Linked DNA regions of Homo sapiens: region 2 is linked to region 1. A link is a loop called in an ENCODE intact Hi-C map of the cell type or tissue named here. Cell type or tissue: dorsolateral prefrontal cortex. All regions are shown on one strand. Each heading gives the region's core, and the rest is flanking DNA. Links, peaks and the distances in the headings are about the cores only.

The links. Hi-C counts contacts between places; a loop is a spot of excess contacts. Peaks named below come from ENCODE experiments on the same cell type or tissue, not always from the same donor. Only the 100,000 strongest peaks of a DNase experiment are listed, where the experiment ranks them.
Region 2: it touches region 1 in a loop (4-fold over the local background); 1 of 110 quality-filtered maps calls a loop at or near these places.

Annotation. Positions count from the first base shown.
Region 1 is chr4:160,352,051-160,357,452 of GRCh38, forward strand. No RefSeq gene overlaps it. Among named protein-coding and RNA genes, the nearest start is that of LINC02477, 160 kb to the right of the region's middle. In dorsolateral prefrontal cortex, for the core only: no CTCF peak of the experiment used is centred there; no DNase peak of the experiment used is centred there; H3K27ac peaks cover 945 bases.
Region 2 is chr4:160,141,962-160,147,363 of GRCh38, forward strand. No RefSeq gene overlaps it. Among named protein-coding and RNA genes, the nearest start is that of LINC02233, 370 kb to the left of the region's middle. In dorsolateral prefrontal cortex, for the core only: no CTCF peak of the experiment used is centred there; no DNase peak of the experiment used is centred there; H3K27ac peaks cover 495 bases.

The DNA.
Region 1 (5,402 bases), core at 307-5,306:
AGCGCAACTATTATTTCCAGTTGTCAGGTTTTGCAGCAATATGTTTGTGTGAGTTCTAGAAGGTGATGGTAGTGAAGAATAGTATAAGGAGGAAAAGGGGAGATATTAGGAAAATAAGTGGGTGCATCAAGAAGAATAGAAAAGGAATCATTGATCTGCAGGTGTTGCAATTTTGTTGTTAGCATGAGCATAATGTTAACAGCTGCTAGAGATGGAGCCTGATGATATGCTAGCAACTCTGCTGCTTATAAGATTATTTGATCCTCACAATAACTATTGTAGGAATGTATTGCTATTTTCTTTTAGAGATGAGAATAGTGGATCAAAAGGCATATATTAATTGATCAGCATCACATGGTCACTGAGTACCTGGAGTATGATTCAAGCCAATACACATTATTTTGAAATATAATGTGTTCATTCATCCTCTTGTATTGTACCTATTCTGCTTTCCATGTTAAACGCTTAGCAGATAAATCCACATTGCAATTGTGAAAATATGAGTGTGATGCTGGGATTCTTATCAGATAATTAACTATGTAAGGTTAAAAGTTTCCAACTGGACAATTTTACCCCAATTGGAACCTATTTGGGTCCCTGAAGAATAACTGACAATTTAGTCATAAATAATTTGACCTCTGGGTGAGGCTGTATAATATTAGCCGGTGAAACTTTAGAAAATATTTACCAAACATTAGGGCTTTTTTTCAGCTCAGCTGCTGCTAAGCTATTATCCTGACAATAATTAGTGAAAGGTTCAATAGCTTAAGGCTGCTTCATAATGAAACCATGTCATCTGCACAGAGAGGGATGATTATCTCCTAATTTGTGGAGTTAAAAAGGACTGCATCCAAATTATCTAAATCAGTAGCTAAGTTATCCAACTTATTTTCTGCCTCACACGGATCATATTTACAACATAGTCTCATGGGTGACATCACTCATTACATAAAATAATTCTAAAATGATAGAGAAGTAGAAGGTCATATCTCCCTAAGGTAATAGTTCTCAGTTCAAGCTGTTCATCATAGTTGCTTGCAAACTTAATAAAAATACAGTTTCAGATTTATGTCCTTACAATTTCGATTCTGCACAGCTGAGAAGGACCTGGGCATGTCTATGTTTGCAAAACAACTTGATTTTGAGGCATAGGCAAGATGGAAAACTATTATTAAAGGGGGATATAGAATCTTCTGTGTGTTAGATTTAAAGAGGCTGTTGAACTAAACCAACAAATGTTCAACAACAACAAAACTCCAAAGAGAATCCTGATATACTACCTGAACTGTGTTTCTAGAACAGAATCAATCAAAATACTGGTTGATGAGCACATTTATAGACTGAATTCAAGATTTGTGCACGGGTGTGCACATTTTTACCTGCATCTTTTTGAAATAGCAGAAAAATATAAAATGTAAATAATTTCACAAAAGTCTTGAAATACAAACTTGAAATCCTGCTAAGCAAAAGAGAAGACCTTTGAGTGAATATCCCCAAAAGAAATCTGGCGAGTGGTGGAAAGGACTACAATCTCAGAAATTGGGAGCAGAAGATGGTGATTCAGAAAAGAATTTAGTGAGTGATATGTATGGAACAGTTGTACCAGGCCCTCTCAGAAAGAGGCTGATTGCAGCTTATGTTCCCTCACTAAAGCCAAGACTATTTTTAAACTGTGAAAGCCCATAACTATTCTAATGAAGTGGAACATCTGTAATGGTTGTGGTTCGCCACGCAAGTGTTTGAGAGGCAATGCCTGGAAAGTGCCCAGATATCTTCCGGTTGATACAAAGAACAAAGGAGCTCAAATAGCCAAAATGCAAGCTGCTCACATTCACAGCTTCTCAGGCCAAAAATCTGGATATCCGATTTGATCATGTTTTTTACCCCCCTACTCAATTTATCTGAAAGTTTTGTTAGCTCCGAATGCAAACTTTACATCACATTTATATACTTCTTTCAAATTCCACAGCTACCATTCCATTCTTTACCAGCATCATCTTCACTTGCCTTACTGCAGTACCTTCCTAGCTGGCCTCGCCATTTTCACTCTTCTTTCATCCCAATCTAATCTCCACACAGCTCCTATAATGACATTTTCAAAACATAAATCAGGTCATACTCTTCATTAGCTTAAAGCCCTGCCATAGTTCCTGAATCTTAAAATAAAACCAAATTTCTTGCAGTGGGCTGAGACATTGCCTTTCATTTCTTCCCATTTCTCTTAGCTCCTGTCCTCCCTCTTGGGGAAACATTGTTGATTTTTGTCCTTTTCTGTTGTTCCTAGGTATATGACTCAGGATAGGACATGTCCTCTTTTACTATAAATGTGAATAAATGTATATTGGTATTAAAATATATACACCTGTAAGTAAATATAATAATGTACATAATACTGTTGATGTACTATTACTTGAGAGAAAAGGGTTATCTTTTTAAAAAATTATGGATAAGTATTGCAAGGTCTTAGACCACAGTAAGTTATTATGGAATGAAACACTTTATATTTTTTTCCTTTTATTTTTCTAGTCTCCATGTTTTATTGATTATGGTCCCTAGAGGAAGAGCAATATTGAAAGCAAAAAAGGTTTTCTCAACTTGTTCTAAAATATCTATCACTGAAATAAAGGTTAGCAAAGAAAAAAGAAAACAAAATGTAATGCCTTAATTAGAAATGTAAAAGTACTAACTCAAGAAAAGTCACACACATTTCCAATGAGTAATAATTATCTGGTATTATACATTATCTCAGACAAATATATTTTTCTCATATTGAAATAAATATTTATGGAGAAATCCATATCTGCTGTGAACTATGTTTTGACAAAACGATATAATTATTTGTATTCAGGTCTTCCAAAATTTAAAATTCAGGTGATAGGTACTCAATAGATGGACATTATAGTTCTAGACATACCTGAACAACTGCCATATGCAACAGCAAAAGTAAATATATATATATATATATATATATATATATACACACACATATATATGTGTGTGTATATATATATATATATACACATATATATATATATATATATATATACACATATATATATATATACATACACACATACTTTCTAAGGCATACCAAGGGCATCCTAGAAATTGTGTTCAAGACTGAAGGAAATAAATGATTATTTTATATACTAAGTAGACAAGAAGTTGACACATACAAAGTAAAATAAATTGTGTAATATAACTTTCTTTACCAAATTTACTTTAGTTGAAATCTGACTAAAGAATGGCATAAAACATTAAATAAAGGGAGGCTTCCTTAAAAATAGCCAATTAGCTATATGAAAATGAAGTTAAAGACTGAAAAAGGGCCGGGCGCGGTAGCTCACGCCTGTAATCCCAGCACTTCTGGAGGCCGAAGTGGGTGGATCACGAGGTCAGGAGTTGAAGATCAGCCTGGCCAACATAGTGAAACCCTGCCTCTACTAAAAATACAAAAAAATTAGCTGGGTGAGGTGGTGGGCACCTGTAATCCCAGCTACTCGGGAGGCTGAGGCAGAGAATTGCTTGAACCCACCGAGGCGGAGGTTGCAGTGAGCTGAGATCGTGCCACTGCACTCCAGCCTGGGCGACAGAGCAAGACTCCATTTAAAAAAAAAAAGACTGAAAAAGGTCAAGTAGTCAACCTAATTTTATTGTTTTTCTTCAAGTTATTATATTGAAAACAGATATCTCAAATATTTGGAACAGTATTTGAAAATTATCTTTATTGCCAGAAAAGTGTCACATTTGCTTGTGGGACTTGTCCATTTTATTACTCTGTAGTAACTAAATTGTTAACACCCCTGAAATTCAATGTATCTGACTAGTCAGACTTCAACATTAGAATAGAAAATCATTTTTTCCCTTTGGATGTGGCAATTATAGAATACTTAGTTGGTATATCAGCTAAGAAGAAAGGCTAATTAACAAATCAAGCATAAATCAATACTTATATTCTATTTATTGAATGTAGTTTGGTTATGAAAATAGTCATGCTGAAGAACAATGGTAGATGATATTTCCAGCCAAGGTGTAGCTGATTTGGGAAGCTTTCATGAATGGGTCAAAATTACTACCTTGTGAAGAAACAGGCAGGTTAAAAGGTGTGTTGTGGGGGGAAACATATATATATTTTACATATATATAATATATTATATATAATATATATTATATAATATATATAATATATTATATATATTATATATATTATATATTTTATATATTTTATATAATATATATAATATATATTATATATAATATATATAATATATTATATATATTATATATAATATATATTATATAATATATTTAATATATTTATAGTATATATAATATATTATATAATATATTATATATATTATATAATATATATTATATATATTATATATATTATTATATATTTAATAATATAAATATCTATGATACATAATATAACATATATTTATAATATATAATATATATTACATATTATACATAATATATAATATATATTACATATTATACATAATATATAATATATATTATAGATTATATATTATATGTTATACATAATATATAATATATTATATATTATATATTATACATAATGTATAATATATAATATATTATATATTATGTATAATATATAATATAATAATAAATAGAGGTTTGATGCATTTAGTTCAGTCTGGACAGCTATTTTCAGTGAGAGTTGAGTTCATTACAGGCTATTCTGTCATAGTCAAAACCTGTAGTTTCTATTTGGTATGTGTGTAGTATATACACACATACACACACACACACACACACACACATATATATATACACACACACACACATATGCATCCCTAATATTAAATATATATACTACACACATACCAAATAGAAACTACAGGTTTTGACTATGACAGAATAGCCTGTAATGAACTCAACTCTCACTGAAAATAGCTGTCCAGACTGAACTAAATGCATCAAACCTCTATTTGAAGGCACTGGATAGGATAGGTCAATGCAGCCAGGATTGGAAAGAATAAAATTCCCGGGAAAAGGGAGGCACTAGGAGGACAGCCACATATTCACCATACTTTGTTTTTCCCTAAGGACATTTGCCAGTTCACAGAGGTATAGGGAATAGAATCCTAAGATTCGGAAAGGAGTAATACTAGGTTAAAGATTCAGGAGTTGGTCTTTAGAGGGCAAAAGCTCAGGAGATTTGAGAAGCAAAATCTCAGGGATGAAGAAACACCATAGAAGTGAGCTCAGTGTATTACCCTGGAAGCTCCATAGGGGAGAAAGAATCATAAACGGAAGGATCTATTTTCTTGAGAGTAATTTTGAGGCTCTGTATCAAGAAGGAGAGCTAGCACCTGACATAATTCAGTGAGATGAGGTGTTTGATACAGCTAGAGCTGTGTTGGGAAACA
Region 2 (5,402 bases), core at 273-5,272, 210 kb before region 1:
TATTTGTGGTATTTTTTCACTAGAAAAACAGACTGTAATTAAAAAGCAGTGGTATTTGTACTTAAAAAAGAGTAGGTGACTCGAGAATATATAATTTTAATTAGCAAATATATTTATTTGTGTATATTACCGCCATATTATGTGCACGTTGTGAGCTTATAGATGAATGAATAGACATTTGAACACTTTGTATGTACTTGTAACATTGATAGATGTTCTCTAAATTGAGGTGCATTTGTAAAAATAATATTTTACAAAACTTTGTGAATATCTTTCCTTCATAAAACAGGATCTAGATACGGGTATTAATGTGAATTAATCATCTTCCTTTTAATGTCTTAGAAGTTCCCATTTTAATCTTGGATCCATCTTGGGTTGATGAAACCTAAAAGGAACTTAAAACTAGACTTAGAATACTCTCCCCTGAAAAAGTGCTCATTTCTAAGATGGAACCATGGTTGTACATTGAATTAAGGCCCCCATTCTCTACTCTTCCCTATATCCACTTCCTTTGCTCTATGAATTTTCAGTTTTTCTCACAAACAGTGGATTATTTCACTACACTTTGAATTAGAATTCTGCCATATGACATGCTTTGGTTAATAATCTGTCTGCTAGTGGAGGGGACATGAGTTGAGACTTTAAATGTTTCATTATGATTGGGACTTCCTTTATGCCTCTGCAATTACTTGGAGAAGAACATGCTTTAGCTAGACTACTGGTCTAAGGAGGAAGAGAAACATGTAGATCAGATGAAAGCTCTTAGATCTGCAATGTGTGGTGTGTGGTCACCACAGGTCGACATGTAACCACCCCAATATACCCATGAGAATAGTGTTGCACCGTTTTAAACCACTGGGTGCTGGGATGCTTTCTCATGTCATGTTACTGCAATGACAGCTGATGAATAAACTAAAGAATTACATAGTTTTAAAAAATTAGAGCTGGATCATTTTTCTGGACTAAGGTGAAAATTTCTAAGATGTGAAAGAACTACTATCATCTAGTATTCTGTTTCTATTTATGAGCCCAGCAGGAAATATTAAAATGGGTCAGTACATTTTATTATTTTTGCTCATGGGTGCCAATATCTACTCCCCTTTTTTTTAAGATGTGGATTTTTTCTATCTTGACACTTGAGACCTTAAAATTCTCTGTAACTTTTTACCTGTATGGGATGTCTTTTAAAATTACCTAGATAATTCTGAAATTTCTCAGTTTCATTAACTTTCCTTTTATTTAAGATATCTACCTGATTCCTTTAGCCTTATATACTATATTCTGACTACACTTAAACTTACCTATCTGATTTCTTTAGTCTTGTATACTATATCCTAGCTAAAGTTACCTATTATTGTCCTGCTATGTCACCAGATAGACCTTAGTACTATATATGGCACAACAATTTCTTACTTTCCTTAAAATTTAAAAATATCAAATTGGTATGTAGACATCTAGCAACATGATTTTTAAAGATATATACTTATCTTGATTTTATCCAGCTCTCATTATATGAACAATAGCTGATAATCTGTTACTTATAAGGCATCTATGATCCAAGTCTTAGTCTATAATCTGAGACATTTTATTGTTAAAGTGTTTATAAATCCTGAGGCTGGATGTAAGAAGCTAAAATTAAAAGTGCTAGAAAAAAACCTAATACTTTTTTTCTTAACATTTGAAGAAGTATAGATAAAAGAGCTCCAAGCAGAGACAAAAGAAGAACTAAAGTGATCAAAGTCAGAAGAGCAATGTTTGCCATCTGCCTTCCAGATTTATTATGGGTGCGCCTTATGACTAACTCGTGGGTTTATGTGGGATGTTATTGTGAAAATCACTATAAGATATATAACATGAGCGAATGGAAAAGCAGAAGGCTATTCAAACACATTTGAGCTATAGTCCTTTAGTAACAGCTGGCTCATTTTACAATTTTTTTATTTCAGACAGGGTAATATCCTGGTGGCAAAAATCCAAAACCAGTATAAATTTCTTTCACTTTATAAAAAGCTTTTCTTTAACAACTATAATATGAAACAATAGGTTTTGATTTTGTGATGCAATATTAAATTGCCTCAATCAGATATAAGTATGTTTGGATAATTCTAGTATATAACTTTTGTGTGCTTGCACATTTTTTATCATCAGAGATATTTTCTAAAATTATTAAATATTACATTTAAAATAGTTAACTGATTATGTGCTACAACTTTCAGAATACACAGAAATATAAATAATTTTAGGACCAGGCCAGTTATTAAACTATTCATTAGTTTAAACTCTAACTAGACACAATTATGATTCTTCTTCTTTGGGATTTTTTTAACCGAGGAATTAATGTTTAATATTGTAGTGAATGTTCATAGGAAAGTAAGATATATTTATATAATCTTTAAGTGCAAGCTTTGATTGAAATATTTTATCTATGTATACATATGCACAAATTCCAAAGGTAAAGCTTCATACATTTTCGCAGCGTGAATGCACCTGTTTAACCTATACCCAGATATAGCAGTCTAGAAGTTCCTCTTACACACATTTGTTTTTTTTTTTTGTTTTTTTTTTTGTTTTTTTTTTTGAGATAGAGTCTTGCTCTGTTGCCCAGGCTGGAGTGTAGTGGTGTGATCTTGGCTCACTGCAACCCCTCTGCCTCTGGATTAAAGTGATTCTCCTGCCTCAGCCTCCTGAGTAGCTGGGATTACAGGCGTGCACCACCATGCCTGGCTAATTTTTGTATTTTTAGTAGAGACGGCGTTTCACCATATTGGACAGGCTTTTTAATAACTCAGTACCTTCACTTTCATCAAGAATAACCACTAACAATTGTATATTAAAAAATTATTTCAAAATCAAATTTTCTGGAGTTTCTTTTTCTAGTAAGCAAAGCATCTCTTTATCATATGAAAATGGACTGAGAGCATATGTTAGAGTTTGAAAGTAGTTTACCATATGCCGACTGTAGTGTTAAGTCATAAATGTCCTCAAATCCTTTGACACTCCTCCCATCAAAAGGTGAAATCTATGTTTCCTTCCCTTGAATCTGGATGGACTTTTGACTGTTTAGGAAGAAATGCTGAATGCCTTCAGAGGCTAAATCAGATAGAGCTTCTACCCGATGGTTTTTGAAAGTTCACACTAAAACACAGCCTTCAACCTCTGATAGCCTAGCAGCCATATGAATAGGCCATATAGAGATGCTCCAGCCAATAGCACTAGATGGGGTTCCAGATGATAGTCAGCATCACTTCAAGATAAGTGAAGGGAGAGAACTTTGTGGCGAAGCCAGCCCAGCGTCCACCTGACTATAAAACTTGTGAGATCCTGGGTGAGAATCACCTAGTTGAACCCACTCGACCCTTAGGAATATGAAAGGTTATAATAAAATGTATGTTACTACTTTTTTTGGGTGATCTGTTACTAAGCAATAGTAACTAAACCAATTTTTGTATTTGAAAGTGCTGTAACAAAAATGCACAACTCGTGTCATTGGCTTTGGAACAAGACAAGAATGAAAGGTATCCAGGAGTGTTTCGGGGAAAGTTTAGGGTTGTGAGGAGAGGGTAAGCAGAAGTCTAAAGGGCATCAGGAGTATATGGGGGCTTGAAGGAAGATAACAAAATATTCTGTAAAACTAGAAGAGGACCCTCATTTGGCAAAGAATTTGGTGACGCTGACATGTGTGGTAACATGAAAATAGGAAATGTAACTAAAGGACTTGAGAGCACAACTACGCTGATTTTCAGGCAGACTATTAAAGGTACCACTTGACTTTCTAGCTGACTATACTCAAATGTGAGAAGAGAGAGGAAAGTTAAAAAAAGGAACTCTGCAGTTTTCAAAAAATATTGAAAAGATTTGTATAAGAGATACAGTTTGCTCAATTAAAAACATTAAAGTGTTTCTCGTTGCTTTTTGGATGGTACATATGTTTCAAGTTAAAAAAATCATAATAAAACGCGTTCCATGCCACATCCAGAGCAGGACTGTTAGGTGCTTTGTGAGGACCTCAGAGAAATATAAGGTGGCACCTCATAGAAACTTTTAGAAAGATAAAAGGCCTTCTAAGGCTCTTAAGGGCATGTCTTGCAAATCCTCTTCATTAACATCAGAACCTCTAAGAATCTCGAGGACGTTGTCCTGCACGTTTTACTGGAGCCCCAGTGAAGAAGGGCATGTGTGGTATCAATTGATAGTTTTTTATTTTGCATAAAGAAGTGAACTCCAGTAAGATTGATAGAAAACACACAAAGTTTTTAAGATATTGTTTCTTTTGGAAACACTGCCAACATGGACTTAAAAGAAAATAGAGTGTACAGGTTTAAAATAAATTTTTGCACTTCCAACATTTCTGGACACTGAGTAAGCTGCGAAGAGTACCCAGCTGCAAGCTTGGTTTCCTTATGAAGAAAAGATAGTTGTTTCAAAGTGTTGGATCAACAGCTCAGAAATGAAGCCAAGAGCCATGAAGGATCATTCCCAGGGAACAGTACTAGGGCCCTATAAAAAAAATCTAGCAGAGGCCGGGCGGGGTGGCTCACGCCTGTAATCCCAGCACTTTGGGAGGCCGAGGCGGGTGGATCACGAGGTCAGGAGATCGAGACCATTCTGGCTAACACAGTGAAACCCCATCTCTACTAAAAATACAAAAAAAAAAAAAAATCTACCAATATGTGCCCAGCTAGGTCTCTGAATTGCTGCACGCCAGTAACTGCTGCACTCATTCTGGTTCCCACTTTTTGAATAGCAGTGTCTATTACTATAATGACACTATTGTATATGAAGTTTGCATAGGGCAGATAACTTGTCTTTTTTAGTTCATAGGCTGTTAAGTTGAGAGGAATATTGTCAGGGGAGTTGTTCTCAGCAAACCCAAACCATCAGCCTCATTTCATCTTGGATTTGATTTAAATGACAAGATCGTGGACCTCAAACTGTGTCTGGTGACAATGATAGGATGAGACTTTAGATGAGTCCTAGGTCTTAATTCCGTCTGTCACTATTTAATTGGCTAAAAGCTGCAGCTTTCTCAGGAGGTCAAAATCCTTGTTTGGAAGTAAAGATTATTAGGCATATGAATTGATTTTGCATTATGTAAGATGACAAGTAAATGTTACCTCATCTGGATTCCTGATTTTTTTAATATAGGAGGAATGTGAATAATTTGTTGATTTATTACATGTCCCTCAAATACATGTATTTGATGTTCCTCCCTTGAAGAGGTGGGGATTTTTGTTCTTTCCTCTTGAATCTTGGTGGGTTTGTGACTATGGAAGGAAAGATATTATATAATTTCTTTCTGGCTCTCTCGAAGCACATTGACCTTGCTATAAAGAAGCCAGGCAGCCACTTGAAGTAGCTGCAAGTAGAGGTCCTATTTGATGATTGTGGAAGACGTGCCAGCT